Regions from separate parts of the Mus musculus genome. Here region 2 is linked to region 1. A link is a contact called in ENCODE POLR2A ChIA-PET data. All regions are on one chromosome and are shown on one strand. The core of a region is the stretch at or near the end of the contact, and the rest is flanking DNA. Distances in the headings are between cores, read along the strand shown. Region 1 holds the start of Uspl1 (ubiquitin specific peptidase like 1). Region 2 has its middle 5.2 kb from the start of Gm35704.

Region 1 (4,124 bases), core at 894-3,393:
GCCCCTGGGATCCACAGATCTGCACCTCCCCCAGCCTGGGATAACAGATGCATACAGTTGGGCCAAGCTTTATCAAAGTGCTGGGGCTTCCAGTTCAGGCCCTCATTACTGCAGGGAGAATAACTTACTGATGGAAGTCGTTTCTGCAGTCCAGTAAATTGTCAATGAGACCAGAATACACAACCACCGCAGGGTTTGATTTTAGGACAAGTCTCAACTCTAAGCACTCATTTGTTATATAGCCCAAGCTGGCTTCCACCCAAGGTCCTCCTGAGTGCTGGGCTTACAGAGGTGTCCACCATACCTGGCTTAGAGGTAGCATTTATATCCCAGGTTGGTGCTAAAGGTTTGTTTTCAGTTAAGGAATACAACAGAAAAAAAGAACAAGAGCTCACAAAATGATCTGCAGAGCACTGTATTCCTATTGCAGCTTAATTAATTATTAGTTAAATAAAAGCTTCCATTTATTGAATATGAATTTCTAAGTGGAAATAGATAAACCTACTTTAGTTTACTGAGGTTAACTATACTCTCTATGGGACCAATGTATATAAAAACAGGCACTCTGCATACTGTGGAAAGAATACACAGAAGTACATGGTATCTTCTCAGCTGGGGACTATTATTAACCTGAAGTAAATTGGGAATTTTCTCCCCCCCCCTCCCCGACCCGCCATATTCCATCTTCATTTTGTTTGTCACTATTAAGTTTTTCTGGCCAAAAATTTTGTTTTAATAAATTTTTCATTAAAGACAGCAATAATCCATTTTTATTTTTATTCTAGTTGTTTGTGGATGTTGCTTTACACCTCAAAAGTCGGGTTACATTTTAACTGAACCAACTAGATCATTCAATTTATGAGCTGACATTCAGCAAGTGTTTATTGGGAGGGGAAGTGTACTCCACTCTAAAAATGGAAATAGCATGTTGAATAAGAAAACAATCCTATTAATCTTGGCTACTCTCTCAGGAAGAAATACTTTCTCAAAAACCTCATAATCCATACAAAAAGAAATCTTACTTGTTTGATCTTACAACAAATATACCAGTACAGTATGTAGTGTAAATGCAAAGATAAATAAAATTAAAAAAAAGCAAAACCTAACCAGTCTATTTTCGTCATGAGAGAGGAGAAAAAAAACCCTAACAAAGTCTCTGTTGGAACGCTCAGCGATTTCCATTCCTAAGTACCACAAACTGAAATTCTTTTATTGAATAATTTCTTCCTACAGCGGACTTGTTTCCCCCATTGCACGCTACCAAAATTATCAGTATTCTGCCAGAACATGGTCGTTTAAGACCACTAATGAAACCCTACAGGACCGCAATCCAAAATGCCAGTCATGATTCCTGTAAGGTCCAGAAAAAATCCCAAATTGTAGTCCCAGGCCACGGAAACAGTCTATGCAAAGGACTCCAAGAATAGGATGTCCTCATGGACGCGATCAGTCATGACCTCCCTGACACCACATGACCTTTCTACGAAGGCAGTTCTTAAAACTTAGCAACTGAGCTCTCCCCTCTCTGAAGTTCAAGGAGGCAGGGCGGCTGCTGAGATGCGCGGGTCGGCTGCTCAGTGCCACCCCGGGTCAAGTGCTCGTCTTTCGCTACCCCCCTTACCGTGAGCAGATCAGAGAGGGAAGAAAGAAAAAGTGGCCTCCAAGGATGGGTTTGGGGAAGAAGGGAGGGGCAGCTCCGTGTGTGGTAACCGTTTGTGAACACGTAGGGTGGTGGCGCGCGGGCCGAAAAGAACCAACTATGGGAGCCCGTCGTGGCGTCCGCCATGACGGCCCGCCAGGGAGGCCCATCACTGCGCCTGCGCGCCAGGCAGGCAGCCGCCCAGCGACCTCTCCTTCCTCTGCCGCGTAATCCCTCCGCTGAAGGCCGCGCACTAATTTTAATCACGCCCCGCCCCCTAGCCTCTGGCGTCACCTCCGCCACTCCAGCGCTTTCCAGCAGCTTCCAGAACCAAGCCTGCCCCACCCCCTCCAGCTCCCTCCCCCTCCCCCTCCCCCGTCCTCCCGACTCACACTTTGCAGGCTCTGTAGCGAGGGGCCCCGCCCTGTCGCCGCAGTTCCCACTGCGCCTGCGCCTGCTGGGCGGGCAAGCCACGCCTCTGCGGAGCCCTGCCGGAAGTGCTCTGGTCTTCCCCTTCCCCGGCCCTGCCCGCGTGCTCTCAAGCAGGGCTGCCTGCCGCAGGAAAGTGTTTGTGGGGTAGCTCTTGGGCGGCGGACTCGCAGGCGGAAGTTGCTTTCCTGGCGGAGAGGGCTGTGGGGGAGGAGCCGTCCGAGGGAACGTGGGTTGAACGTTACGGTTAGATGGTGGGGACCTCAAGCTGGAAGAGGAGTTCGGGTCCACTGTATGCGAAGAAGGAGCGTACTTCGGGAGGGTAAGGAAGACAGTAGTTCCCTCGGGAAGTAGAAATTGGGACGGCTGGAGTGCCCGGGGTGGGTCGTTGGCGCGCTGAAAAGATGGGGTAGGAACGAGGTTGTGGTGGGCAAGGTGGAGGATGGAGGTGCAGGCTGGGTCTTCAGGTTCCGGTTAGGCTCAAAGAGGTAAACGCTGAAGAGAAACCAGAGTTTGTGCCCGCCCCACGAAGAGCGTGGAGATGGGCTGGGTAACGGAACGCCGCGCCTCTTGGACTTCCTTGGTAGGCTTTTGAAGCTCAGTTCGCGTGGACCCATCCGTCTCAAATTCGGGAAGCTGGACTGGGTACCAAGCAGTATTGGGCTCTGTAAAGCCTATCCCTTCGCTGGGGCTTAAGTCTGCTGGCCTTGAAAATTCATATGCAGAGCCGAGAGATAAAGCTCCGAAGGGTTCCAGGCCCTTTGAATACCTGTAATAGTTTCTACACATGCAGTGAATTAAATTTAAATCCCTCTCGTGATTGGCTGCTAAATGGATCTATTCTGGGCTGATATCTCCCATTAAGGTCTCCGGAATGCGACTTACCTACGTTGAAGGTGGGGGCTCGGTGGTGGGCGTAGGTAAGAGGAAAAGTGCCGGAGATGAACACTGGAAAACCTTGGTTGTTCTCCTTGAAATAAGCTCATGTCATAATCTTTAGGATGTACTGAGCTGTTTGGGCGGACTTCCTACAATCAGATTGGATTAAATAGGTGGTTTGAAGCGGAGCTGTCATTTTGACAGTGATATGAATGGAAAGAGAGACAAGTTCGAAACATTTCCAAAGCCTCGTTCACGAGTTTAGATGGCGCCTACTGTGCAAACATGGGAGATGAGAGTGAGTAGACGGCACAAACTTTCTAGTCTGTATTTGGAAACCCAAAAGATGCCAAAATTTAGATACTGTACAGGGAGGAGCTAGCAGTTACACTTGGAGAAAAGATAATGAAGGTAATTTATTCCTAGACAAATTGAAATTTGAGACCCACCCCGGGGTTTTGTGTATAATACAGTGCTTGAAAAACCCCAAGAGTCTACTTCTGGTATTTTAAAACTTGAATATTCTTTGGGGAGGGGGAATTTCTTAATATTGTTTAGTGTTTCTACTACCATCTTAATGGGTCTCCTCCCTCCTTCTCTCCTTCCCTCCCTCTCCTTTCCTTCCTTCCATAGACAGGGTCTCACTATATAAACCTTCCTGGCTTGGAATTCACTGTGTGAAACAGGCTGGCTTGAAACTCACAGAAATCTGCAGTAGTTCTATTGAGAGAGATCTGTGCAATGGAATTAAAAGGCTTAAAGGCGTGCATCAACCACCATGCTCGAATATGCCTTGACTTCTTTATTGACAGGAAAGCAGACTTGAAGGTTTCTCATTTTTACCTCCATATTGAGAAAGAACCTTATTCCACACAGTTACCTAGACCCTCAGGCAGATAAAAAGTTTTCTCAACACCCTTTTTAGGAGTCTGCAGGTTTCTCTTCTGAGAATGAATGCAGAATGACAGAAGCAACACATCTCTTTCCCTCAGAGCAAAGTAGACCAGATGGTAACTGTAACTTAGGTGTTAGTATCTTGTCAGCGCAACTTCATTTTGTTCTTAGAACAAATCCAGGTGTGTAGCCTAGGCTTTTACCACTTAAGCACATTGACTTTCCTGTGCCCTGTAATTCTCTAGGTTATAAGTAGAACCAGCTAACAGTTGTGATTACTTTT
Region 2 (4,643 bases), core at 1,157-3,656, 170 kb after region 1:
TTTGTGAGAACATGGCTCCAGCCACTCTCTCCTGTGGTTGTTATCCCTTGAACTGGTGTGGGAGAAGCAGCCTATAGAGATTTCAACTGCTAAGCAATCAGGGCTTAAGAGGCTGCACCATTAGTGTTGTTGCTTTTGGAAGTGGGAGTTTACAAACATCGTGGGCCAGCACCTCATCTGAAACCCTGTACCAGGTACAGGGTTTTCAGGTAGATTAAAAAAAAAAAAGCAATGTGGACTGAGATGGGACTAAGAAGTCAGAGAGAGAGAGAGAGAGAGAGAGAGAGAGAGAGAGAGAGAGAGAGAGAGAGAGAGAGAGATGGATAAGGAGGAAAGGTCAGGGATACCATTGCTGTGATGAAACACCATGGCCAAGTTGGGGAGGAAAAGGTTTATTTGGCTTACACTTCCACATTGCTGCTCATCATTGGAAGAAGTCAAGGAGGAACCCAAACAGGGCAGGGCCCTGGAGGCAGGAGCTGATGCAGAAGCCATGGAGGGATGCTGCTTAGTGGCTCACTCCCCTGGCTTGCTCACCCTGCTTTTTTATAGAACCCAGGACCACCAGGGATGGCACCACCTACCAGGGGCTAGGCCCTCCCCCATCAATCAGGAAAATGCCCCACAGGCTTGCCCAGAGCCTAATCTTATGGAGGCATTTCTCAGTTGAGTCTCCTCCTCTCAGATGACTTTAGTGTGTCCAGTTGACACAAAACTGTCCTTCATAGAGGGCATTCCTGAGTGGACCTTATGATCACAGCCTTTAGGAACATAGGCACTTGGGCCTGTCCACTAGGGACTCTGCTTATTTAACCAGTGGGTATCAGTGTACCCCAAAAGGCTCTATGTTAACTACTAGAACCCAGGTGGTGGCATTATTAAAAAGAGATTGGACCAAGTACAGTGGCACACACCACTAAGCCCAGCCATCAGGAAACAGAGGTAGGAGAATCTCTATGAGTTCAAGGCCAGCCTGGTATACATAATGAGTTCTAGAATAGCTGAGGCTACCTAGAGAGACGCTCTCCAAAAAAAAAAAAAATTTTTTTTTAAAGAGGTAATTGAAGCTAACGTGTCCATTGGACATGTTCATGGCTAAATGAGCTGCTAGGAGGAGGGAGACACTGGGGAGAGCAAGCCATTGGTGGGGCTTCGGAAGAGTGTTTGTCCGCCTGACCCCCCAAGCCCTGTGATCCCAATTACCCTTGCTCAACCCTCTTCACACAACTATGGGCTGAGACATCCAGTAGTGTGTGCCCAAACAAACCTTTCTTCCTTTTCAACTTGTTTCCCTTGGGTATTTTGTCACAGTAGTGGAAAGTAATTAACAAAGGGACTCTAGACTGATACCTGGTCAGGTTCTTGTGCACGCCAGGGCCGAGAGTCTGTAAAAATAGTTACTTGAATCTGTTGAAGGTCAACTATGTTTCTTCATGTACAGAGGTCCCGGCAGACAGTAGCACAGAGAAAGAGAGGTGTCACCCAGAGGGGACCTTGGTGGGGTGGACAAGGTACATGGGGACAGATCTTGCTATAACTCAAGTGTCTGGGGAGGGACACAGGGACTGTCTCTCCCCATCCCCCGTGGCAGTGACAATGTTTTGGTGATGGTGAATGGCAGTGGAGATGAATCTAGAGCTATGGTACCTTCCCCACTGGAAATGAGGTGAGGGAGGGCGTACTCTCCGATTGTGTAAATACAAGGCTGGGCCCTTTCTTTTTCTAGTCTTCTCTGATTGTGGGTTTTTTTGCATTACTTTTGACTTGCATAAAAACGTTCTTTCTCATTATTGGGTTTTCTTTTAAGTTTTGTGGGGAGAGCTGGCTCACCGGGATCCTGGACTAGTCTAGCAGGGGTACCCATCCTTTTGACATTGCAACATGGTCCTTGACATTTGTAAATAAGGTTGAGCGGCATTCACAGCTATCATGGGCCAGCTGGTGCGAGCCTCTACGGCTGGGAACGCCCATTAGTGGAGGGACTTTGTATTTAGTTTGGTTCTGTTGGGAATAGTTCTAGTGATGGGAGCAGGGATGGTTTGGGGCAGATTCACAGCCTTAGCTGAACCTCAGTTTCTTTATCCGTGGATTGTAATTCGTAGTTGGTTATAGCAGTTGTCGGAGGGCGTATACCAAACAAGACACAGGCACCAGACGTGGCAGGGCCCAGCTAGCAGGACTTCCCTGAAAGGATGCTTCAGGGAAGGTCCCAGGCACTGGAGACTTGAAAGGTGTGGTGGGGCGGGAGGGGACAGGGTGCTTGCTCTTTTGTTCCACTGGGTGGCTAGATGGCAGATGGCTTTGCCTCTCCTGGTGGCGAGGTGTGAGCGAACCTTGGCAGGCAGTACCCCTCCAGGCCCTCTTTCTATCCAAACCCCGCCCCCAGCCCCTCCAGGGGCTCCTGTGACACCATTGCCTGACTCAAAAAGCCACTGGGTCCAAGACCCGCCAGCACACAGACGGCCCCTTTGTCTCCCAGCCACACCTGACTGCTGCAGAGACAAGGCGTTGACGGGAGCTGCTGGCACTTGGCCAGGGCACTTTCAGTAGGGCCATTAGTCATGCCTCTTCCAGAAACCGCCTCATCCAGCAGCCATCAGTCTCTTGGCCCTGGGAGGCCTGGGCGGGTGTTTTTCATTTCCTCTCCGTGTTGATTTTTAAACAACAGCTGCCTTTTGGTTCCAGGGACCCTCCGGGTCAGTCCTGGGCCAAGTAGTCTATACTAGCCCAACAGGACTAAATGCCAGCCTCCACCGGTGGGAGCTGTGGGTCAGAGGGGTCCCCCCAGGAAGCCAAGGGCTCTCACCAGTCGGAGTCCCTGGGCAGCTTTTGTGTTCTGTCCTAGAGGCCTGTGTCAACCGTGGGCTCTGGGAGGTCTTTAGGATTCAGGCTATTCTTTGCTACCGGTTTTAGAAATGTAGGGAGCTCTGTAGAGGGAGGGGACCCCCATGGAAAAGATATGCAAGCAGCCAGAGTGCTTGTCTCAGTGTCCAGCACCAGTAGCCCCCAGAAGCCCAAAAACAGGGGGTTTGGAGAATGGCCTTTGCACTGGAAGGATCTCCAACTGGGGCTTTTATGTTAAGAGAGTCTTGGTACATGGAGCTCTTTATATTAGGGGAATCTTTACGAGTAGTCCTTGTTGGTAGGTGTACTGGCTGGTTTTGTGTGTCAACTTGACACAGCTGGAGTTACCACAGAGAAAGGAGCCTCAGGTGAGGAAATGCCTCCATGAGATCCAGCTGTAAGGCATTTTCTCAACTAGTGATCAAGGTGGGAGGACCCATGGTGGGTGGTGCCATCCCTGGGCTGGTAGTCTTGGTTCTATAAGTGAGCAAGCTGAGAAAGCCAGGGGAAGTAAGCCAGTAAGTGCCATCCCTCCATGGCCTCTGCATCAGCTCCTGCTTCCTGACCTGCTTGAGTTCCTTTGGGGATGAACAGCAGTGTGGAAGTGTAAGCTGAATAAACCCTTTCCTCCCCAACTTACTTCTTGGTCCTGATGTTTTGTGCACCTAAGACAGTAGGTAATCCCTAGAAAGGTGGCACTTTGGTATGAGGGCTACCATTGAGGGTCCCTAACTTCCTGGCATTGAGGAGCCCCTAGCATTGGGGAGGTCCCTGGCCCTGGGGAATCCCTGACAGTCTAAAGCTGGATTGTTGGTACAACCAAACATGAGAGATGTGTTAGAGTGTGTGCTCCCATGATCCCAGGCCTGCAGTGGTTCACAATCTTATTGTTTAGTTGGTCATAGCCAGGCGGCCTGTGAGGAAGGAAGGTGACTGTTCCCTCTGTGTGTGCACGTTAACCACCAGTGCCTTGCCTATCCATATCCTTTTCCTTTGCCATGGTAACTGGCAACTCTCTGGAGGAGTGGTTCTCAGTCTTCCCAACTCTGCAGTCCTTTAATACAGTTCATCATGTTGGGGTGACCCGCAGTCATAAAATTATTTTGTTGCTACTTTGTAACTGTAACCTTGCTGCTGCTATGAATTGTAATGTCACTATCTTATATGCAGGATATCTGATATGGGACCCCAAGGGGTTGAGACCACAGGTTGAGAAACACTGCTCTAGATAACACCTGCCTCTTCCTGTTCCTTGTGCCCAGTCAGCCTGAATCTTAGAGTTAAGATAAAGACCTGCTGGCCGGGCACTGTTTAGGTGGGTGTTAGCTAATCATTCACAGAGCTGCACTGCAGGGCCTCACCCCTCCTGTAGGTTGTGGGACTAAGGGGGAGGAAGACATTTTCTTGTGCCACTGTGGATCTGCAGAAGGTTTTCCTTATACTGGAGAGAGAGAGGTGTCTGAGGCCGGTCAAGGGAGTATCCTGGATTCTTGGAAGCATAGCTCCCCTGCCTGTGCCTTATTTAGCTATTTCTAGATGAAATATTATTTGTACCACGAATCCTCCATAAATAACGTAAACAGGCTTAGCCTGTGAAACCCCGGGACATCTGGTTTAATTTGAGTCTCATATAAACAGAGTATGAACAATCTATAATTTTTTGGGTATAAATATAATTGCCCACGATATCCGTGGGTTCAGCGTGCTAGGAGCCAGTAGACTACAAGATAGAAAATGTCCTCCAGTTGTGTCTTCATGGAACACAGATTACTTTTTTTTAAAAATTCCCTATCATCATT

What was found. ChIA-PET counts read pairs that join two places held with the same protein, here RNA polymerase II (POLR2A).
Region 2: POLR2A ChIA-PET joins it to region 1 with 20 read pairs in Patski. The contact joins the enhancer-like site here to the promoter of Uspl1 in region 1. POLR2A ChIA-PET finds 5 or more read pairs at or near these places in 2 of 5 experiments (Patski and embryonic stem cell).

The regions. Positions count from the first base shown.
Region 1 is chr5:149,182,417-149,186,540 of GRCm38, forward strand. Uspl1 (ubiquitin specific peptidase like 1) reads left to right here and starts at 2,144. Exons shown (of 9, transcript NM_001115149.1): 1 at 2,144-2,390.
Region 2 is chr5:149,350,810-149,355,452 of GRCm38, forward strand. No RefSeq gene overlaps it. Among named protein-coding and RNA genes, the nearest start is that of Gm35704, 5.2 kb to the left of the region's middle. RefSeq lists an enhancer at 1,350-3,558. Within about 2 kb of position 2,407, at least 1 of the 3 ENCODE cell types and tissues checked has a DNase peak (open chromatin) inside an H3K27ac peak, as active enhancers do.